Linked DNA regions of Homo sapiens: region 2 is linked to region 1. A link is a loop called in an ENCODE intact Hi-C map of the cell type or tissue named here. Cell type or tissue: Caco-2. All regions are shown on one strand. Each heading gives the region's core, and the rest is flanking DNA. Links, peaks and the distances in the headings are about the cores only.

What was found. A loop is a pair of places that touch in the nucleus more often than their neighbours do. Peaks named below come from ENCODE experiments on the same cell type or tissue, not always from the same donor. Only the 100,000 strongest peaks of a DNase experiment are listed, where the experiment ranks them.
Region 2: it touches region 1 in a loop (5-fold over the local background); 20 of 110 quality-filtered maps call a loop at or near these places.

The regions. Positions count from the first base shown.
Region 1 is chr17:74,371,119-74,386,495 of GRCh38, reverse strand. It overlaps LOC124904055 (a long non-coding RNA gene), which reads right to left and starts at 6,242. Exons shown (of 2, transcript XR_007065898.1): 1 at 6,156-6,242; 2 at 4,954-5,490. GPR142 (G protein-coupled receptor 142) reads right to left here. Exons shown (of 4, transcript NM_001331076.1): 4 at 13,896-14,767. The coding sequence ends at 13,896. RefSeq lists a silencer at 6,881-6,980. In Caco-2, for the core only: CTCF peaks have their summits at 5,458, 5,661 and 6,901 (motif pointing left); DNase peaks (open chromatin) are centred at 5,665, 6,044 and 6,875.
Region 2 is chr17:74,428,622-74,436,621 of GRCh38, reverse strand. It overlaps GPRC5C (G protein-coupled receptor class C group 5 member C), which reads right to left and starts at 4,534. Exons shown (of 4, transcript NM_022036.4): 1 at 4,481-4,534. RefSeq lists a silencer at 5,522-5,661. In Caco-2, for the core only: no CTCF peak of the experiment used is centred there; DNase peaks (open chromatin) are centred at 4,521, 5,281 and 5,881; H3K4me3 peaks cover 4,006 bases.

The sequences.
Region 1 (15,377 bases), core at 3,427-11,426:
CGCCATCCTCTACAACGACCAGCCCAGGAAGCCAGCCTGCTGTCTGCTAGCTACAAGTCATACTTGCGGAAGTCAGGCGATCAGTTCTAATGACTGGTCCAAGAAGTCAACCAATTGACTCCACTTGGCCAGGACTTGATTTGTAATCGACAGTTTCCCTAATTCTCATCCCTGCTTCCAATTTATCCCCATTTCCAAGAAAAAGCCAAATATGGGCTGGATGCAGGGGCTCACACCTATGATCCCAGCACTTTGGGAGGCTAATGCGGGTGGATCTCTTGAGCCCAGGAATTTGAGACCAGCCTGGGCAATGTAGTGAGACCCCATCTCTACAAAAAATATAAAAATTAGCCAGGTGTGGTGGCACACACCTGTAGTCCCAGCTACCTGGGAGGCCGAGGTGGGAGGATTGCTTGAGCCCATGAAGTTGAGGCTGCAGCGAGCCCAGATGGCACCACTGCACTCCAGCCTGGGCAACAGAGTGAGACACTGTCTCAAAAAAAAAAAAAAAAAAGTAAAGCCAAGTATGCCCCTCTAACCAATCCCATAGGATGCCCTGTCCTCTTCTAGTGAGCTGCTTCCAGCTTCCTAGGCCCACAGCCTCCATCAAGGTAAACCTGAAGCTTCCCTTTCCTTTCCCCCTCCCCTCCCCTCCCCTCCTTTCCTTCTTCCTTTTTTTCTGTTCTTTTCTTTCTCTCTTTCTCTCTTTCTTTCTTTCTTTCTTTCTTTCTTTCTTTCTTTCTTTCTTTCTTTCTTTTCCTTCTTTCCTTCTTTCTTCCTTTCTTTCTCTCTTTCTTTCTTTCCTTTCTTCTCTCTCTTTTTTCTTTCTTCTCCTTCTTCTTCTTTTTTTTCAGGGTCTCATTCTCACCCATGCTGGCATTCAGAGGCACGATCACAGCTCACTGCATCCTTGACCTCCCGGCTCAGGTGATCCTCCCACCTCAAGCCTCCCAAGTAGGTAGGACTACAGGTGCATGCCACCACACTCTGCTAATTTTTTGTATTTTTTGTAGGGATGGGGTTTTGCCATGTTGCCCAGGCTGGTCTTGAACTCTTAGGCTCAAGTGAGCCCCCTGCCTCGGCCTCCCAAAGTGCTGGGATAACAGGTGGGAGCCCCCATGCCTGGCTGAGTCACACAAAAACAAACAAAAACTTACCTTCCTTTTGTTCCCAAATAGCCAGCTGTCATCTCACATGCTTACTTTATCTTACGTAAAACATATATTTATTAAGCACACCTCTTTTCCTGTGTAAAATGTGGATTCAGTGAGTACTAATCAAAGCCTCACAGGAACATAACAACTTCCCTCATTGCCTGCTCTCCCTCCCTTTTCCTTTTCCTTCCCCTGCTGCCTGCTCTCCCTCCCTTTGTCCTTTCTTCCTTCCCTTCCTTCCTGCTCTTCCCTCTTTAAATTTTTTTTTTTTTTTTGAGACGGAGTCTTGCTCTTGTCGCCCAGGCTGGAGTGCAGTATCGTGATCTCGGCTCACTGCAACCTCTGCCTCCTGGATTCAAGAGATTCTCCTGCCTCAGCCTCCCAAGTAGCTGGGATTACAGGTGCCTGCCACCACGCCTAGCTAATTTTTGTATTTTTAGTAGAGACGGAGTTTCGTCATGTTGGCCAGCCGGGTCTCAAACTCCTGACCTCAGGTGATCCTCCTGCCTCAGCCTCCCAAAGTGCTGGGATTATAGGCATGAGCCACCGCGGCCAGCCCCCTCTTTAAATGTTGAAGTCCTCAAATCTCCTGGGAAAAAGCACAGGCCACAGATCCTACTGCAACTCGTGTTTCTCTTCCTCTGGCGCGTCCTCGACCTTGGCAAATAATCCTCTGAATCGATGGAGTTCTGTCACAGATACTTTTTGGCTTACGCCACCCGAGAGCTTCCCTACCCCGCCCGCCTTTGAGTCCCTCTCAAACACAGGTGGTGGTGGCTGCCCCCTTGTTACCCAGCAAGCCCTGAATCATGGCCTTTGCGCCTTCTCATTCATGTTCTCTGTTTATTTCCACGTTGGAGTAGAGGAGTGAGGGAGTGTGGAAGAGCTGGTGAGAGTCCAGAACTCCAGAAATATGAGGTGGAAAGTCCACGGGCAGGAGAGCAGCTGGAGACTCCACATCACCGTGGGAGCTTCCTCCAGGCCACTGAGCCGAGCTCTGGCGTGGACACTGGTGTGGAGCAGCCTCCTCACATGCAGCCACTCGAGCCCTGTAAGGACAGGACCCTGCGCCCCTTGGCATCAGAAGAAGGGCAAAGGGAGTCTGGGCGCGGTGGCTCATGCTTGTAATTCTAGCACTTTGAGAGGCCGAGGCGGGCAGATCACTTGAGGTCAGGAGTTCGAGACCAGCCTGGCTAACATGGTGAAATCCCATCTTTACTAAAAATAGAAAAAATTAGCCAGGTGTGGTGGTGGGCACCTGTAGTCCCAGCTACTCGGGAGGCTGAGGCAGGAGATTCGCTTGAACCCAGGAGGCGGAGGTTGCAGGGAGCACTCCACAGCACTCCAGCCTGGGCGACAGAGCGAGACTCAGCCTCAAATAAATAAATAAATAAATAGGCCAGGTGCAGTGGCTCACGCCTGTAATCCCAGCACTTTGGGAGGCCAAGGTGGGAGGATCACCAGAGGTCAGGAGTTTGAGATCAGCCTGGCCAACATGGCGAAACCCTGTCTCTACTAAAAATACAAAAATTAGCTGGGCGTGGTGGTGGGCGCCTGTAGTCCCAGCTACATGGAGGCTGAGGCAGGAGAATTGCTTGAACCCAGGAAGCAGAGGTTGCAGTGAGCCGAGATTGTGCCACTGCACTCCAGTCTGGGAGACAGAGCAAGATTCTGTCTTAAAAAAAAAAAAAAAAGAAAGAAAGAAGTGGGGCAAGGGGGCCCAAGCAAGAAGAGCCTCAGAGGGTGGGGCCAGGCTACCAGGCCGGCCAGGGCAGTGCCTCTCTGTCCATCTCAATCACCCTTCCCTTCCGACCACCTCTGGGTACATGTCCAGAGCCCAGAGGGATACCTCTGAAACTCTGGACCCAGGGCTAAGCCCCCATGGACACAGGATGCTCACGGGGAGGGGTAGCTGAAGCCCCCATTCTCAAATCTCCTAGGGGATTATGTCATGACAGAGTGGAGCGCTGCTGCTTCTCTCTCTAAGCCTCTTGCACAATCCTCCTTCTTGCTAGAAGTGTTCCAGGGACCACAGAGGGTGTGAGCATTCCCTCCCTCTGCCCCCAGGTCTCCTCCAAACCCAGTGTACCCTGCAGAGGCTTCTGGTAGCCCTCCAGCTGCTCCCTGGCCTCCCTGTCTCTCGCCTGGGCTATCCCTCTGGCCTCCTAAGGGGTCTCCGGCCTCCTGATGTTTCAGTTCATCCTCCCTAATACCACCAGCAGGATCTTTCTAGAACATACCCTTAAGAACCATCAGGAGCTCAGTGTGCTGTATGAAGACCTTCAGTGTCAGTACCAGCCCATCATTCCAACGTTATCTTCCATCACCCCCTTTCTACCCACTAGGTCCCGGCCACACCAAACTACTCATCGTTTTTATCTAACTCCCAGCATTAGAGTTAAGGGGTATGTGCTCCTGTGTGCTGAGACACACAAAAGACTGACTGACTTCACCTTGAACCTGCCTTCTAGATCCAGGCTCTGCTAACTCTAGCATCTCCCTATGCCTTGCACACAATGGCGAGATGTACAGAAGGCAGAGAGCAACCGGCCGATTAAAATCCTGTTTTCCCCACTAACTAGTGTTCTTTGGTCAAATTGCTTAAACTCTCTGGCCCTCAGTATGTCCATGTATAAAATGGAAATAACAAGAATTCCTGCCTCGTAGGGTTATTGTGAGAATGGAATGAGACAGTGCATATAAGAAACTAGGCCTGGCGGGGTGTGCTGGCTCACGCCTGTAATCCCAGCACTTTGGGAGGCCAAGGCGGGTGGATCACCTGAGGTCAGGAGTTCAAGACCAGCCTGGCCAACGTGGTGAAACCCCGTCTCTACTAAAAATACAAAAATTAGCCAGTCGTGGTGGTGGGCACCTGTAATTCCAGCTACTTGGGAGGCTGAGGCAGGAGAATCGCTTAAACCCAGGAGGCGGAGGTTGCAGTGAGCCGAGATCGTGCCATTGCACTCCAACTTGGGTGACAAGAGCAAAACTCCATCTCCAAAAAAAAAAAAAAAAAAAAGAAAGAAAGAAAGTGAGCCTGGGAGGTGGGTGTGGTGGCCTATGCCTGTAATCCCAGCACTTTTTGGGGCAGAAGCCGAAGGATTGCTTGGGGCCAGGAGTTCAAGACTAGCCTGGGCAATATAGCGAGACCCCATCTCTAAATAAAGAAAAACAGACAAAAAAACACAGAGCCCAGTGCCTGGCACATGGAGATGCTCACAGGCTGTCTGTATTCTGTTAGGTGCCTCCCATCAGTGAGCTCTGTTTCTCCTGCTTCTACTCTGAACTAAGGCTTAGGTGCTTCACGGGGAATTGTAAGTTTGGTAGCATTTATTTTATTTTATTTATTTATTTTTTAAAGACGGAGTCTCCCTCTGTCACCCAGGCTGGAGTGCAGTGGCGAGATCGGGGCTCACTGCAACCTCTGCCTCACGGGTTCAAGCGATTCTCCCACCTCAGCGCCTGCCCTTACAGGCACCCGCCACCACGCCCAGATAATTTTTGTATTTTTAGTAGAGATGGCGCTTCACCATGTTGACCGGGCTGGTCTTGAACTCCTGACCTTGAGTGATCCGCTTGCCTAGGCCTCCCAAAGTGCTGGGATTACAGGCGTGAACCACCGTGCCTGGACGAAGCTGGGTAAGAGAAGTGACCATAGATTTAATGTAGCTCAACCTCCACATTTTACAGGCAAGATAACTGAGACTCTGAGATTAGAAACGACTCTCTTAAGATCACGTGGTGAGTGGGTGTGGCAGAAGGGCCTGGCTTTTGTATTCATTTTGCCTCAAATCACAGAGCAGTTTATGTGCCTTTATTGACTTTTATTTTCCTCCAGAAATAATATCAAGTCAAATAGTGTCCTTATAATTTGCAGGTATTAGGAGAGGGCCCTTTGGGAAAGGGTTGCATTAGCTGCCTCCCTTGAGGGTTCATGACACAGAAAGTTCTAGAAAAGTGACTGCCCCTGGTTAGGGGAATCAAAACAGCATCAGCTGGCATGGCTGGGTGGTGAGCGAACCCTGGATTGCTTCCACAGTGGGCCGCGCTAACTGTGGCAAATCAAGTCTTTCTCTGCCAGCTGGAGGAGCTGCTACTCTGATGCGCAGGTACCCAAGGCCTCAGCAGGTGTGGCTGGAATGCCACTGGGTCGGGAAAATGAGGTCTAGGACAAGCATGAGGCTCTCTTGGGTCTAACTGAGCTGATCCATTCACCTGGGAAGAAGAAGAAGGGAGGCGCCATGGAGACAAGCCAATAGGACCAAGCCCTTTGTCCTGGTCCCTGGGGACAATCCTGAGGCTGGGAAGCCAAGATCTGCAGAGTTATTCTTGGGACCTAGGGAAGGGTACAGACACTCCCGTTAAAAAAGCAAGCGAGCAAACCAAACGTCTTCCTTGTGAACTGAACCTCCAGAGGTCCCAGGTACTTGGAGGAATTGGAATAAGGTGAATCACAGGTTTCCCCACTTAGAGTCAAAATACAGCCCTTAGCAACCAGTCCCGCCTAGTGGTTACCTACTGAATACATTGCTCTCCCTGAGGGCAGAGTCCTTGGAAATAATCTCTAAGGAGGACATAGAAAAACCTGTCTGCCCTTGTCTCCACTGGCCACACCAGAGCTGCTGTCCCAGAATGAAAGCACAGCTCTGAGAGGGTGGTCACCTGGACTGGCCAGGGCTATGCTCCCACGGTGCTCCCTGGTCAGGGGTCCCAGCCATTTCAATAGGTGGTAGAAGCTCTTCTAGCCAGCCCTGCCCCATCACCTTCACCGTTAAGCTGTTTCCAGCCCTTTTCCACAATCCTTCGACATCCCTGGGAGACAGAGTCACTGGGCCCTTCTTTCATGGATACAGAGCAAGCTCCTCCCCCAACCCCACACACAGGGCCTCAAAGTCCTCTCTGAGACCGCAGCCTTCCCTAGGCTGTGGTTAAAGCCACTTAAAGCCAACTCCCGTACCTGCCCCTTCCCTCCATCTAGATGGGTCCCTTCCTCCATCCTACCCGGCTCCTGTGGCACTGCCTGCCTGCCCCTCCCTCCGAAGAGCGGTGTGGTAAGGCAGGGGCTGCGGTGCCAGGGCATCTTGGCACGCCTCTCCCGCCCCACCCCGCCCCGCCTGCTAAATATATATCTTGGAGGAGTCCTGGAAGGAGCCGCCACAGATGTGATTAACTCTTTCACCTCCAGCACCGTGGAGAGAGGGCAGGCTGGAAGGAGCAGTGGGAAGTGGGGGTACCCAAGTCCTGCCCAGGCTCAGCTGGGGGATGGGAGGACTCGGCCCCTCACGCCAGGCTGGGAGGACGGGGTCCTGGGATCCCAGAGACGCTGACTGAAGCCCTGAGGCTCCGCAGCCTGGCAGGCCAAGCTCCCCAGAGTGGGGAAGGCAGGTGAGCAGAACCCGAGGCCAGCAGGAGGGGCTGGCAGGACCCTGCGAAGGAGAGTGGAGAGAGGAGGGCGATGAACGATGAAAGGGCCCTTCACACCACTCTGCACAGGAAACCACCAAAGTCATCTGAGAAAATTGCAGGGCCCTGCAGCCCCGTGGCTGGCCAGCCCCAGCGTGGCAGACGTGGCTTTAGGGTGGAGGAGACTGACAGAGGGTACAAAGCCCTCCCACCCAACTACTCGGTGCTGGCTGCTGGCCCAGGGCAGGCAGTTTCTTTGCAGTAACTCGATCTTCCTTTGAACCTTGGCTTAAAGGCCCGCCCTCCCACTCCCTGGCCCGACCGTCCAGCCAGTCCTGCAGCGCCCCCTGCTGTCTGAGCTGACAGGGACATGCAAAAGGAGGAGGTGGGCAGAAAACCCGCCAGGGAGCTCAGGCCACCCCCAGCGACAAGGAGGCCAGGGAAGCAAGATTTCCAAGACACCCCCATGCCAAGGGCTGTCCCTTGGTCCCTGCCAGCCAGCACCTCTGTAATCTGGCCAACCAAAGTGCTCAATGTTTTCTTTTTTTTTTGAGACAGTGTCTGGCTCTGTCGTCCAGGCTGGAGTGCAGTGGTGTGATCTCAGCTCGCTGCAGCCTCAAACTCCTGGGCTCAAGTGATCCTTCCACCTTAGCCTCCTGAGCAGCTGGGATTACAGGTGCCCACCACCATGCCCGGCTAAATTTTTTTTATTTTTATTTTTGGTGGAGACAGGGTTTCGCCACGTTGCCCAGGCTGCTCTCGAACACCTGGTCTCAAGTCATTCTCCTGCCTTGCCTCCAAAGTGCTAGGGTTATAGGCCTGAACCACTGTGCCCAGCTGGCTAAATGCTTAATTTGGAAAATATGGTCTTGCTTTCTGGGCCAGGGTGCTGAATGGATTCTGCACGATCCCTCTGGAAGCTTGTCTCCCCGTCCCCATCATGTCACCCACCCCACCACTGGTAAAGCCACCTCCTCGGCCCGGGCATGGTGACAGGAAGGGAGCCTTGTCACCTTGTCAGAATCGAGGGACACTCATGTCTGTGGACTGGAGCTCCCATGAAAGATCCCAGAGCAGAAGCGACAGATGTGGCTCCCTTTTATCCAGCCAGCATGCCTCCTCTTTCGGACTGAAAAAAAGAGGGGAAGGGGAAGAGGAGCAGAGCACTCATGGGGGAGGACCAAAGTGAGCATGGGAGTCAGAGAGAGGGGCAGAGGCTGCGTGTGTGGTGGGGCCTGAGACCATGCCCCGGAAGCAACCTGGTTGCGTTGATATCCATTCCAGAGACAAAAAGAAATGTGCTGCTCAGGCCGGGCGCGGTGGCTCACGCCTGTAATCCCAGCACTTTGGGAGGCCGAGGCGGGCAGATCACCTGAGGTCGGGAGTTCGAGACCAGCCTGGCCAACACAGTGAAACCCCTGTCTCTACTAAAAATACAACAATCAGCTGGGTGTGCTGGCACGCACCTGTAATCCCAGCTACTCGGGAGGCTGAGGCAGGAGAATAGCTTGAACCCAGGAGGCGGAGGTTGCAGTGAGCTGAGATCGAGATCGCGCCACTGCACTCCAGCCTTGGCGACAGAGCAAGACTCCATCTCATAAAAAAAAGAAAAAAGAAAGAAACGTGCTGCTAAGGGGGAGTGTGCAGTGATAGCACTGCAAACCGGAGCGACTGGGAAACCCAACACAGAGGGAAAGAGCTGTTTGAGGTCTGAGCAATGAGGAAGCCAGGAAAGGTGCCAGTGGCAGCAGGACACCCCGCCAGAGAGCACATAAGAGTGGCCGAGGGAAAAGGGGGCCCGAAACCCAATTGTGATTAAGAAAGTCAAGAAGGCCAGTGCCGTGGCTCACACCTGTAATCCCAGCACTTTGGGAGGCTGATGCAGGAGGATCGCCTGAGCTTAGGAGTTGGAGACCAGCATGGGCAACATAGGGAGACCTCGTCTCTACAAACAAACAAACAAAAAATTAGCGAGGCATGGTGGTGCATGCCTGTGGTCCCAGCTACTTGGGAGGCTGAGGCCAGAGAATTGCTTGAGCCTGGGAGGTTGAGGCTGCAGTGAGCCGTGGTCGTGCCACTGCACTCCAGCCTGGGTGGCAGAGCGAGACCCTGTTTCCTAAAAGGAAAAGAGGCCTGTAATTCCAGCACTTTGGGAGGCCGAGGCAGACACATCACTTGAGCCCAGAAATTCAGGAGCAGCCTGGGCAACATGGTGCAACCCCCACTCAGAAAGAAAGAAAGAGAGGAAGGAAGGAAGGAGGGAGGGAGGGAGGGAGGAAAGGAAGGAAGGAAGGAAACGAACGAGAAAGAAAATAACCTTTTCTGAATGAAAAGATACTCTCAGTGTGGAAATTAAAAGGCCCACCTCCAGGTACCTGTTCAACAAGGGTGAATCTTCAAAAACTTCAAGATCTTCCAGGAAGAAAGGAGAGATCATGTTTAAAGATACGAGACTGGCTTTGAGTCCTGTTACGCCAGCCAAGGAGAAGAGAAAGGTGGGGATAGTTCGTATACAGCCAAGAGAAAAGTGACTTTTATTAAAGCCTGGATCCACAGCCAAGGAACATTTGTCCTTAAAATACCCATAGTTTCCCCCAACCCAAATTCATATGTTGAAGACCTTCCCCAGGTTGGATGAGAGCCCATCGTAACAGCCTCGTTTGAACTTCATCACCTCTTTCAAGGCCCTATCTTCAAATGCCGTCCCATTTTGAGGTACTGGGGACACAGGGAGAAGGTGACCTTCTGCAGGGCAAGGAGAGAGGCCTCAGAAGAAACCCAAGCTGCTAACACCTTCTTCTTTTCCTTTTCAGACAAGGTCGCCCTTTACTCTGTCATCCAGGCTGGGGTGCAGTGGCGTGGTCTTGGCTCACTGCAGCCTCGACCTCCTAGGCTCAGGTGATCCTCCACTACATCCAGCTGTTTTTGTATTTTTGGTAGAGACAGGGTCTTCCTATGCTGTTTAGCCTGGTCTTGAACTCCTGGGCTCAAGTGATCCCCCTGCCTCAGCCTTCAAAAGTGCTGGGATTATAGGTGTGAGCCACTACATTTGGTCAATACATTGTTTTGAACTTCCAGCCTCCAGAACTGTAAGAAAACACATTTCTGGCCAGGCAGGGTGGCTCACGCCTATAATCCCAGCACTTTGGGAGGCTGAAGCAGGTGAATCACTTGAGGTCAGGAGTTCGAGACCAGCCTGGCCAACATGCGAAACCCTGTCTCTACTGAAAATACAAAAATTAGCCAGACGTGGTAATGCATGCCTGTAGTCCTAGCTACTTGGGAAGCTGAGGCAGCAGGATCACTTGAACCCAGGAGGTGGAGGTTGCAGCGAGCCGAGATTGTGCCACTGCACTCCAGCCTGGGCGACAGAGTAAGACTCCATCTCAAAAACAAACAAACAAACAAACAAAAACTCATATGTTGTTTAAGCCACCCAGTCTGCGGTATTTTTTTAATGCAGCCCTTGAAAACTAATAGAGTCCAGAAAACAATTTGTCAACCAACTTCCAAACAGCAAAAATCATATATACCCTTGGGAAGAAATGAAAGACATGTGAGCAATAACCATCCTCAGATATTAACAAAGGACAAATGATAGACCGTAAGATCAAACAGCACATCAAACCTGTGGTGGGAATTGTTAGGAAAGAAACTCAGAATTTCAAAAAGGATTTTCTTTAGCTAAGATATTTCAGCAGATGAGTGGGTAGGCTATGGAGGGAGAAGGGAAGAAGGAGAAACTGAAACCATTTAAGTCTTTCTCTCCTCTAGAAGCCAGTTTGGCAGATTTAATAATACTTTTCATTTACATTTCAGTGACATGCTTACCAAGGTGATTATCACTTTATTTTATTAAAGGTTACACAAATGCTAAAAAGAAACTGTTACCTAATGTGTTTTTTCTCTTTTTTTTTTGAGTCGAAGTTTCACTCTTGTTGCCCAGGTTGGAGTTCCATGGTGTTTCTATGGCGCGATCTCAGCTCGCTGCAACCTCCGTCTCCTGGGTTCAAGCGATTCTCCTGCCTCAGCCTCTGAGAACTTGGAATTACAGGTGTCCACCACCACGCCCAGCTAGTTTTTGTATTTGTTAGTAGAGATGGGGTTTCACCATGTTGGCCAGGCTGGTCTCGAACTCCTGACCCGAAGTGATCCGCCCACCTCTGCCTCCCAAAGTGCTGGGATTACAGGCGTGAGCCACCACACCTGACCACCTAATGCATTTTATTAGGAAAATGTGATACTGGTTCTCAAATCTGATAAGTCCAGCACTAGAAAGTTCTAAGCAATGCAAAAGATCCCCGAGAGCGGTCTGCCTCTAATCTTCTACATCTGAGAGCACCTGCAAGGTGTGGGGTGGAACAGACAATGGACCAGGAACCAGGAGACTTGGGTTTGAGTGTCAGTGCTGCTCTTGACCAGCTTTGGGCTAGGGGCATACCATTTAATCTCTCTGTGCCTCAATTTCCTAAGTTTGTAAAACAGTTACAATACTCCATATGCAGGGTTGTTTGAAAAAGTCACTGACTGCCCCAGCCTGTCGGTACAAGTGAGGTTATAGCAATATTAACACTGGGGTTATGGTGGCTCAATGCAAAATTGTTTCAACCAGCCTGGCCAACATGGTGGAACCCCGTCTCTACTAAAAATAAAAAAATTAGCTGGATGTGGTGGTGTGCGCTTGTAGTCCCAGCTACTTGGGAGGCTGAGGCAGGAAAGTCACTTGAACCCAGGAGGCGGAGGTTGCAGTGAGCTGAGATCACACCACTGCACTCCAGCCTGAGCGACTGGGCAACAGAGCGAGACTCCATGTCAACAAAACAAAACAAAACAAAACAAAACTGTGTCTTGAAAGAGCCTCCCCAACAGTTTCTGGAAGTTCCTGGTTTCACTGGTGCTCAGAGACAGTTGAGCTAATATTGCAGCTGGCCTCCTGAAAGACAGCCCCCCAGCCAGCTGAGGAAGGCATCCTGCCTCTGGCCTAGACCCAGCTGCTGTTGCCATCCATGGAGACACAGATGCTCTTCCCTGATACTGGGTTCTCTCCTGCAGGGTCCCTGCAGGTTGTTCCATTTAGTTCTTCATCCATGGAACTTTGTGCTTTCTTCCCGTGCCCGCTTCTGTAGGGCAGGCTCAGGCTGGGCTGGGGCCGACATTATCTGGTCCTCCGGTGGACCTTCTCCCTCCCCGGGTACCTGCATTTGCATCCCCCTCCTCCTTAAGCAAAGAATAAAGCGCAGGTGCATCAACCCTGCCTGGGGATACATCTGTGTGTGCACATGGAGGTGTGGGCGGGTGAGGGGGTCCTCCATCCTTAACACCTGCTCAGGGTCAGTGTAGACCACCCCGGAGCAGAAGTGTTGGGCTTACAGGTCTTCAGTCCTTTCTCTGAACTCGGCACCACATGTCTTGGAATTCAGAATACGTCAGAGCAGAGGAAGGTGCTGTGTGCATGTAGTGGTGCGCGTTCGATCACGATTCCGTGGGGTGTGGACAGCAGTACATGATCACTCCACTAACAGTCCCTGGTGGGGCTGGCAGGACTCACAATCACAGGACAACTTCGGGACCAGAAATCACCTCACACCGGGTCACGCTGTGCCGCTAAACGTGTTTGTGGCACATTTCGGAAACATGTTTTGGTTTTCAGAGTTTTTTGGAGTTGAGAATCATGGCAAATGCATTGGAGACCCACATTATCCTCTTTCTGGGTTAGCTGAACCTCCCTGTCTGGACATCCCTGCTCTGGGGAGAAGCAGAGAGGCAAAGTGGAAAGCCAAGCATTGATTCTGCATTGACTGTGTGCTGGGTGCACAAACAGCTCTTTGACTGATGTCATCCCACTAAGAGGGTGGGGGCAGGTCTGAACCTCCCATTCAGGACAAAGGTCAGCTCAGCCTGACCAGGAAGCAGAAAGTGGTCCTAGCTCAGCTGCTAATGTGTTTACCCACAGCCTGGAGCAGCTGGGAGTTCCATCTGCTGATCTCTCCCAGCTGCCTCTCCGGGATGGTGGTGCTGAGAGGAGAGAGGGGCCCTGGAGAGCCTCCCTGGAGAGGCTGAGGGTGGGGAGCAGAGCTCCTCATGGCTCTGATGGACTCTGCCAACTCCCGCCTCCCAGTGGTGGAGGAAAAGACCTTTCCCCAAGGGGCGTGAGCTCGGGGGGCTCAGCAGAAGCTCAGGGTCATCTCCAGCTAGGTCCTCCTTTCCTGTTCTCCTAGTACCCTGGGTTAAGAGACCATTTTCTTTCTCCTCATTGGCAACAACAAAAACTATAGCCCCAGTGCTGGTTCTGGGCCCATGAACCTGTACTGGTTTAGGGCAGGGAGTAATGTGGAATCCAACCAGGGTGTTTGAGACCTAAGGGGCTGTGTCTCCTGTGGCTGGACAGACACAGGCCTGGGCTCCTCACATCTGATTTAAGATCACCCCTTTCTGACTGGCCCTGGGGGCTTTTATCCCCCAAGCAGCCCCCTCCCATTGCTCAGCTCAATTTCTTTGTTTCCTCCAGCCTAAGAAATGCCTTAAGTCCTGAAGATATCTTCCTTTTCAAACTCTGGCATTGCCACTAGGAGCTGGAGAGGTGATCCATTCAGGGAATGAGAAGCAGGCACCAGGAAAGGGGGGTGGGCTGGAGACAATTCACATCCATCCATCCATCCATCCATCCATCTATCCATCCATCCATCCATCTGTCCTTTTTTGTTTTTGTTTTTGTTTTTGTTTTTTTGAGACGGAGTCTCACTCTGTCGCCCAGGCTGGAGTGCAGTGGCGGGATCTCGGCTCACCGCAAGCTCCGCCTTCCGGGTTCACGCCATTCTCCTGCCTCAGCCTCCCGAGTAGCTGGGACTACAGGCGCCCGCCACTGCGTCCAGCTAATTTTTTGTATTTTTAGTAGAGACAGGGTTTCACTGTGGTCTCGATCTCCTGACCTCGTGATCCGCCTGCCTCAGCCTCCCAACGTGCTGGGATTACAGGCGTGAGCCACCGCACCCGGCCTCCATCTGTCCGTTTTTCTATCCATTCAACCAACATTAATCTGGCATTCACGATGAGCCAGGCAAAATGCCCCCCGCAAAGGAATGCCCACAGCACTGATGCTATTAGCCTGTGCCTGGCAGTGCCCTTTCATCTTCCCAGGAAATAGGGATTGCTGGTGAAGCAAACATAAGAGCTGGCTAAGTTGTCCTCCTCTCTACCTGGGAGCCACACCCAAAGGAGGAGCCTCCACCCCCACCCAAGGAAAGCAAGCTGTTGATAAACGTGTTTTGGGTACAACCTCAAAGGCCCCAGTACATGTGGCCATGAGCCACCCTGAGCTCCCTAGCTGGGCCCCCTCCTCTACACTTCTGCCCCTGTGGGGAGTCCCGGAGGCTCCATCACAGGCTTCGCCGCCATGCCCTCTGGCTGTGATGCCAAAGTGCAGGGCAGGTAGGCATCGTGGATGACCTGTCGGACAGTGGCCCGGAAAGTCTTGCTGACAAAGCAGTAGAGGCCGAAGTTGGCTGCCGTGTGGAGCATGGCCACCATATTGGCCACATCCAAGGCCAGGTGGACCCTCCAGTCCCGGTGGACAGGGGCCACGTACATGTGGTAGAGCATGACGAAGACCCGGGGCGCCCACAGGAGGGTGAACAGTGTGGTGATGCCCAGGAGGATGGCTGTGCTCTTGCCCACCCGGGGCTGCAGCCCACTCCGGCCCCTCCTCCGTAGCCGGTGGATGATGGCCGAGTTGGTGACCAGGAACACGCCACAAGGGATGAAATAGACAGTGAGACAGTGAGCCCACTTGAGGACCTCGTCCAGTGTTCTGGGTGAGTCGGTGTCTCTCCACATGTCCAGCCACCAGTAGAAGGGGATGCCGGTCAACAGGGCAGCACTCAGGACAGCAGCAATGGCCCGGCGGGTCCGGCCTGGGGACGAGGCGGCCCGATGGTGCAGGGGGTGGCACAGGGCAGTGTAGCGGTCAACCGTGAGCAGGATGGCGATCCAGACTGAGGCGTGGTTGGCAGCAAACTCCAGGATGTTGGCCGTGCGCACCACAGCCTGGGGCACCTGGCGGGCCAGCACTGCTCCCTGCAGGAGGAAGCCCGCGAACACGATGACCACCTGGATGATGATATCCGAGGCTGTGAGCGCCAGAAGGTAGTAGTAGGAGGGCCTCCTGGTCCTGGTGGCAAGGCGCGCCAGGGCCACTGCGGTCAGGAGGCTGACTGAGGGCAGCCGAGGTGAGGGAGGGGAGAGGCATCAGAAGAGAGCTCAGACTCTGCTTTCCAAGGTGTCGCCATCGCACCTCCCCATCTGCATGTGCAGAGGCTGCGCTGGCTTCTCTTTTTTCTCCTTCCAGATCCTTCTGAAACCCCACTTTGCCCAGAAGGCCACCCAGGCCAGCTCTGCCCTGTCCATCCACTGCAGGCCACTGGCTGTACCCCGGTTATGCACAGGTAAGTGCACATGGAAGGGTCCTCAGCAGCCACCTGTCCTGGCCAGGTGTGGTGGCTCACGCCTGTAATCCAGCACTTTGGGAGGCCAAGGCGAGCAGATCACCTGAGGTCAGGAGTTCAAGACCAGCCTGACCAACATGGAGAAACCCCGTCTCTGTTAAAAAAATATACAAATTAGCCAGGCACGGTGGTGCATGCCTGTAATCCCAGCTACTTGGGAGGCTGAGGCAGGAGAATTGCTTGAACCTGGGAAGTGGAGGCTGCAATGAGCCGAGATCATGCCACTGCACTCCAGCCTGGGTGACAGAGTGAGACTCCATCTCAAAAAAAAAAAAAAAGCTACCTGTCCTATGGCATTGTCCTCCAAGTCCTTTTTAGG
Region 2 (8,000 bases), core at 1-8,000, 54 kb before region 1:
GAGCTGTGGAAAATACAAACATGAACAAACGTAGTCCCTGACTTGATGGCATTTAAAATCTATCAAGAGAGATAAGGTAGGTACTCACAAAAATTACACAAGGAAGAATATGATTAAGGGCCACACAACGGAATTTACCTGCAGGAGAGAGACAGGGGCTACAGGAACACAGAAGAGAAACAGGCAGAGTAGAGAAAGACTGTTCCGCAGAGTTTTACTCAGAATCTAATAAAAAAACATACCAGGTCCCAGACACTGCCAAGAGACAGGGACACCCAAAAGCTAAGCCCTGAAGAATGTGAGGAAGGACTGAGCAGGTGAAGGGAACAAGGAGAGGGACGTGCAAGGCAGAAAAGATGGTGTGAATCAAAGCCCTTTGAGCCCAAGTCCAGAGCAAGTTAAAAAAGAATTCAGTTTGCCAAGTATCAGCTGAGTCTGCAAAGGGAGGCTGCAGCTGCTGGCTGACACATTGGAAATGCTACAGGGGTGGGGCTGGGGGCATTATCCTAAAGGCAACAGGCAGCCACTGAAGGCTGCTTTTAGCATCATGGGGGCATAGCCAGGGTTGCGCTTTTAGGAAAAGAGTCTGGCAAAAATGCACAGGCAATCGATTTGTTGGGGGGCACATTCATTCCAGTTTAAAGGTCAAGGCCAAAGGTAAAGCCATAATGGCCAGCTCTGAAAGATCCTTTCCAAAAAACAATCGAAGGACTGGTTGGATGGCGGAGGTGGGGGAAAAGGATACTAAAGCCCATACTACAAGTTCAAATCTAACAGGCATGTCATTACAGAAAACCAAGCCAGGGACCAATGTCACTCATTCTTCTTGATCCATCTTGCCCTAGAAATACTTGCCTGTACCCTGCTGGCTCCAAGAAGCCCACAGGCACTTGGGCTAGGGTCAGGAAAGCTTCACAGCTCTCTGTCCCTAAGCCCCCACCTCCAGTTTCCCCCTGATTTTGTGGTTGGTGACCAGCAACTTCCTTCTGCACCTGACCCTTCAAGTCTTGCTTCTCCTGCCAACCCCCTCAATATAGAAACTTTCAAGGAATGAGAGAGGAGCCTGTACCTGCCCCTCACCGCATCCAGGTACCATGCTGCTGCCCAGCAGCCAGGCTGCTGCTTTTAGTAAGTTGCTGAGTAACTTAACAGCCTCAGAGGAAACAACCTGGTCCCATCCTGAAATATCTTATTTCTCTGGTTCCCCCAGAAATGGAAGGGCAGGTGGGAAGACAGAAATACATGGACTCAGGTGGGAAACCTGGGCTTTCTGGGCGTGGCTCTCATCCACTGCCTAGGACAGGGACCCTCAGAGAGTTAAAGAGAAGCTCAGAAGAGCACAGCTCCAGCCCTCTGATGCCGGGAGTGCACATTCAGCCAATGCCTTTTTTTTTTCTTTTTTTGAGACGGAGTCTCGCTCTGTCGCCCAGGCTGGAGCGCAGTGGCGTGATCTCGGCTCACTGCAAGCTCCGCCTCCCAGGTTCATGCCATTCTCCTGCCTCAGCCTCCCGAGTAGCTGGGACTACAGGCGCCCGCCACCACGCCCGGCTAATTTTTTCTATTTTTAGTAGAGACGGGGTTTCACCGTGTTAGCTAGGATGGTCTCAATCTCCTGACCTCGTGATCCGCCCGCTTCGGCCTCCCAAAGTGCTGGGATTACAGGCGTGAGCCACTGCGCCCAGCCTTTTTTTTTTTCTTGAGACGAAGCTTCACTCTTGTTGCCCAGACTGGAGTGCAATGGCATGATCTCGGCTCACTGCAACCTCCAACTCCCAGGTTCAAGCAATTCTCCTGCCTCAGCCTCCCGAGTAGCTGGGATTACAGGTGCCCACCACCATGCCCAACTAATTTTTGTATTTTTAGTAGAGACAGGGTTTCACTATGTTGGCCAGGCTGGTCTCAAACTCCTGACCTAAGGTGATCCACCTACCTCAGCCTCTCAAAGTGCTGGGATTACAAGTGTGAGCCACCGTTCCCGGCCCAATGCCACCTTTTAAGATGGTGGCTAAGGGACTGACAAGATGGACTCAGCTCTGGTCAGAGGCTTTTCCTCAGGACCCTGGAGGAAACTTCTGCCTCCTGTGGGTCCCCAGACCCTGCACTAAGACTGAGCCTTCTGATCCCTGAACGTTCAAATCATGTCCGTGTCTCCCCTCCAGGGCTGTAAGGTCTTTGAAGCTGGTGAACAAGACTTCTAGAATCCACTGCCACAGCTGGTGCTGTGCCTGAACACAGTGGGCATTTGGAAGTCACCTCTGGATGGTCCCAGGTGCATTTCTCCACACCCAGGGTTGTCCCCTCCATGTTGGAGTTGCATCTTCTGCTTAAAGATTCTCAGAGGGTTCAAGGAGGGGGGTAGGAGGGGAACCTCCTTCCGCCCTGAGTCTCCCCCACCCCACAGCTGAAGCCCAGCTCCAGCCTCAGATTATTTTCTGGACAAAAGGGCCTTTTGCTTCACTTCCCTGGAATCAGTTGTACAAATATTTTTAATCGCCTCCGAAATCGGCCTTTCCCCAGGCTCAGCCACCCTGCCCCCAGCTCTCCTGTGAGTCAGTGCAGTCCAGTTGCTGAACCTCCCTCCTCCCTCCTTCTCTCTCCAGGGGGCGCAGAGGCCTGGTGGGCTCAGAGGCTCAGAGGCCCAGAGGCCCAAGCAGCCCTGACTGGTTTCCCCCAGCAACAAGTGGCTTCATCCAGCAACCGGGGAGACAGCCAGGCCTTCTCACTTCTCCAGAGCAAAACTCCCTTCCTCGCTCCAGCATCATCCACACACAAGCCTGAGACCCCCTCCACCCACCAGGGCCAAGGATACCGCACTGGAAAGAGAGCTCCAGCGCGTCACAGGGCCAACCAAACTCAACACTGACCCATGGCCAATGGCTGTCTTCAAGGGTGCTGTGACCAGGGCACTCTTCAGGGAGGTTCCCCCAGGGATACCACAGAGCACTTGCCTTCCTCCCATCCCACACACTCAAGAGCCTATAGGGAAAGACGATGGCCCGACTGACAGCCTTCCTGCCTCCACTCCTATCGGTCTCTCCCAGTCCCTGGTTAGGTCCCACTGTCTCACCCCTCTGTGCAGGGCGCTCAGGCGTTTACCCCATCGATAAGAAGGCGCACAGGAGACGCCTGTGCCTGGAAGGAGCGGCCTCAGTGTGTAGGTTGGTGGGGGGTGGGTTGGGGTTCCTCGAACCTCAGCCTAGACACCCCACCCCTATCCCCCTGCCCCTGCCCCGCACCAAGACCAGGCATTTGGGCCAAAATGCCCTGAGCTCTCTGAGACTTGGAAATCTTCAAGGGTCTGCTCTGGAATGTCACTCTGGAATGCGCCCCACCCCCCAATGCACTCCCTCCCCCAGTCCAGTTGAAGGCACAGGGGTGGGGGGCCGGCGGGGAGAGGAAGCTCCAGGAGCACAAAACCCTACTTCCAACAGTCTCCTCTCCCGGGCTTTAGGATCTTGATCGTGGAGTTTGTAAGTGATTGGGTCTTCCAGCGTGTAACACTGCGGGCCTGGGGATGGAGGTGCAAAGGACGCTGGAAAAGCCAGCCGGGAGTGGGGGTTCGGGATCTAGGGGCCAGGCTACCAGAAGGGGAGGCGCTTTGATAGTCTGAATTTCCAAACTTCCCTCAGGGGGATTCTGAACCCTCTCGTCCCTACTTGGGTCGACGGTACTGGGGTCTACACCTGCGCTCCCTGGGTGGCTGGAATGGGGAGCAAGGGAACCAGTCACTCTCTCCCATTTTTAGGGCCACAGAAACCTGCCCTCCACATCCACAGTAGCAGGCGGCAGAGAGGACGCCACCCACGAGAGAGAGTGACCGCGGACTCCCACCGAGAGGCAGGCGGTGGAGGGGCTCCTCTTGGAGACCCCGATTATGGAGTGGTTTCCCCTCCCTCCAGCCCGAGCCGCAGCGCCGGGCTCCCCCACCCCCCCAGTCCCCAGCCGGCTCGGGTTTGAAAACTTTCAGCGACCGAGCGGAGTTGGCGCGGCGTCCCCAGCCCGCAGGATGTCCAGTCCCCCCGCCTCTGCCCTCGCCCACTCCCCGCCGTCCCGACCCGACTCTTCCGGGCGGCGGAGCGGGAAGGCAGCAGCCCTTACCTGGGACTCGCCGCCGGCCCCGCTCCAGCGCAGCGTTTGGGGCCAACTCCAGCCCCAGGCGGGGGGCGGGCGGGGGTGGGAGGGACGCGGCGCGGGGCGCTGGGCCAGGCCCGGTCCTGGCTGGGATGGCGGGGCCCGGGCCGGGACGCAGGGCCTGCCTCTCCCTGGGACCGAGGCTGAGCCAGGCGCGCTGGGTTGCTCGCTCTCGCGCGGGCCTGTCCCCAGGCAGGGCTCCTTGCTTTCGGCGAGGGTGGGCTGGAGCCTGCATCACCGTTACATCACCTCCATTCAGGGCGCTAATCGGGCGCCCGCCGCGCTCCAGGTACGTGCGCTCCGTTTACACAGGAACAAAGCCTGCCCGGCCCTCCCCGCCCCGACTCACCTCCAGGCTGAGCCGACTCGTACTTTCCGGCTGGTGAGGGAGATGGGAGTTTCTGGCCCTGCCGGCGTGTGGGTTGTTGCTGTTGACTGCCACGCCCCCGCATGCGGGCGCGCGCACACTCACGCGCACTCACTTTCTGGGCTCGGCCTTCGCCGGGGCAATTGGTGTGAGGGTGCAGCCCTGCGCACCCCCCACCGCGTCTTCCAGAGAGCGCGCCTACGGACACGCGCGGGGCTACCTTGGCGCGTCTCCGTGGGGGACACCTAGCCTTTGTCACCTTCGTCCTGGCCCTCCCGTGAGACACACTTCAGGCACAGTTCGCTGGGAGCGGGCCGGAGCGAGGCGCACACTCAAGACAGAGTCCGTCTTTGTCACGCCTTCTGCGCCCCCTCCCCTCCCCAGCTTGCACACGTGGACACACCGCACACCGAGGTTCGCCTTTTGCACGCACGGTCCTTCTCTGGGACCTCCACCAGTCACCAAGCGTACGTGGGATCGTCACCAAGCGCTCCTCTCACGCGTGGGCCGAGTCCAGACCACTCTGGACCGTGGGCAAAGGTCCCCCTCGGCCCGACTACCCCGCGCCCGGGTTTCCTGTGACCGTTCCAGGTTCTGCCCAACTCGGAGCGCGCTCTCCCCTCCCGGCGTCCCCGTTCCCTGCTCCGACTTGTCCTAATTAGCCTTCACGGTTTTGTTCCCCGAGGTACAGTGTTTAGCGCGACCCCCTGGGCCTCTGCGCTCCGGGACACGTTGGCTCTGACTCCGAGTCCGTCCTTTCCAGGAGGTCAGGTTCCCACCAGCCCCACCCCCCACTCCCTGTTCCGGGGTGGATCTGTGGGTTGCCACCCTTTCCCCTCCGGCCCCAGGAATCTGCTGAAGCTGGACCGCAGAAATTGGGAAGCGAATCCAGGCTGGTACTTATCCAGCCCGATAAACAAGAGATTTTCCGGCCGCCTTCCCCCGGGGCTGCTGGCCTCGCGGGGGGTGGGGTGCGCAGTCCTGGGGGCCCGCAGCGAGGCCTAGTTAGCCCGCGCCAGAGGCCCGTAGGGGCTGAGGCGCACAGAGGAGGGAGAGGTTGTTGGGCCTGGCCAGGGCCCTGGAGACGCGGAGGGAGGGCAGGGCGCCGAGTCTCGGGGTGCCGGTTCTCATGACGCCGAATTGCCTGGGGGATCGCCAGCGGTGCGCCGGTCGGAGCCAGCTGGTGGCGGGGCGGGCGGCCCGGAGTGTTTGCTCAACCCTGAGCGCCCGCGAGGGGGAGGGGAGGCAGCTGGTCACGGGCTAGGGGGTAGCAAGGTGGAGGAGCGGGGGCTGGGAAAGGGGAGGGTATCTCCCGGGCTGCTTGTTTGCGTGCCTGCCGCGGTCTACGACAACCGGGAGTCTAAACTCTATGAATCACCCGGAGTTGCTGGAGCGATAAACCTCAGGCTGGTTCCTCCCCTCGCACACCGGCTTCTCGGACTCCTGGAGGGAATGTTTGCTTAGCGGCCGGAGCTGGCGGTGAGGCCCTGGTTCTCTAGAACCCTGTATCCCTTCCTGGCCTTGCCCTCACGGGCTGGTCTGGGGTGGCGAAGACTGAATTGTTTCAAGTCTCTTCAATATTAAGAAGAGGGGCGCAGTGCTGCTGCTGATCTGTTGCTCACTCCTGGGCTCCCTTCCGTAGCTCCACCTCCCACCCTAAGATTCAGAGGCCCCCATGCCAGGGAGGCAAACGCTTGTAGGGTCCAAGCAGTTGAGTGCCAACGCTAGAAAGGCAAACGGCGGGTCAGACCTAGGCGAGGGGCATCCGTGACTGTGGGCTGGGACTAGTTCTCGTGAAGCAGGCAACTGGTGCTGAACACAGTGTGCTGGGAGGGGCCGCTCATTAGCATATGTGAAAAGCCAGCTAAGAGCTAGAGGAAGGTGGAATGGAAATAGTCCCCGAGACTGCTTGTGACCTTAAGAAGCCAAAGATGAATTGTGGATCTGGCAGATCTGTTTCAATTTATTTTCAAGCTTTGGGAATCTCTTTTCCCTACCTAGATTCTCCAAAAAGGCAACTCTTTACCACTCCCTCCCGACCCAGGCGGGGGAAAGGCTGGGGCATCTGAGGCCTGGACGGAGCAGCGGAGCCCTGCCCACTGCCAGCCCTGCATGGTAGATGGCGGCGGATATGTAGGGAGGTTTCCTGAGAGCTGTTTGCTCTTTTTGTGTTCACTCCGTCTCACTTCCTGGGCAGGATTTGCCTTTAAAGGACAAAGCAAGTCCTTTGGGGCCGATGACATGGGCTTCAGCCTTCAGGGTCCCTGTTGGTCTCTGCTCTAGTCCCGGGGGCCTGTGCTGGTCCAGAGTGGGGAGGCAAGAGTTGGAGAAGGCATGAGACCCCTCCACCATGAGTCAGACCCTGGTGGGGGCTGCTGGACCCAGCGAGCCTGTGATGCTGGAAGGGAAGTTCTGTGGGAGGTGGCGCTGCTTTCCGAGACTCCAGCCACAGGGTCCTCTGTGCCCCCAAATGTCCTTCACTTTGATTTAATACCCCAGTAGGCGTAGAACCCATTGCAAACTCTGTTTTCACCAAAAAACTACACTCTGAGAAGTGTTCAAAGAGTGCTACTGTTCAAAGAGATCTTGAGGCCCAGCACAGTGACTCACGCCTATAATCCCAGCATTTTGGGAGTCCTAGGTGGGAGGATCGCATGAGCCCAGGAGTTGGAGACCAGCCTGGGCAACATAGACTTCATCTCTATTGAAACAAACGAAAAAGAAAATAGATATGGGGTCTCACTGTGTTGCTCTGGCTGGTCTTGAACTCTTGAGCTCCAGCGATCTTTCCGCCTCGGCCTCCCAAAGTGCTGGGATTCCAGGTATGAACCACTGCGCTCAGCCTATTTATTTTATTTTTTTTAATATATGAAATAAAAAGGAAAAAAAAAGATTCTGGATTGCGGAGAAGCATGTCTGTGTCCACCACCCAACTACCTCCACCCCCACCTGAGTTGGATTCCTACTGGCAGAGTGAGAAACCCTTTGTTCGTTGGAAAGCCTCCTTCAGAGATGTCTGAGGTCTTGACAAGGCCCAAAGGTGGGAACACCTGTGCCACCTGCCGGCTGTGTGACTTGGATGAGTTGCTTCATCTCTCTGAGCCCTGCTTTCCTCAACTGTAAAACTGGATGATAACATCACCCCCAGAATGAAGCTGTGTCTGGAATGTTCCTCACACAAGCCTGGTGCTTACAGGGAGCCAGCGATCAGCCTCCCCTTTCCTGGCATGATTGTCATTCCCTCTAAGCCTTGACAGGTCTGACAGTTTTTATTTATAATTTAAATTTAAATTAATCAATTATTTTTGAAACAGGATCTCACTCTGTCACCCCAGCTGGAGTGCGGTGCTGCGATCTCGGCTCAGTGCAGCCTCAACTTCCCAGGCTCAAGCAACCCTCCTGCCTCAGCCTCTCGAGTAGCTGGGACTATAGGAGTGCATCATCATGCATGGCTAATTTTTGCATTTTTTTGTAGAGATGGGGTCTCACTATGTTGCCCAGG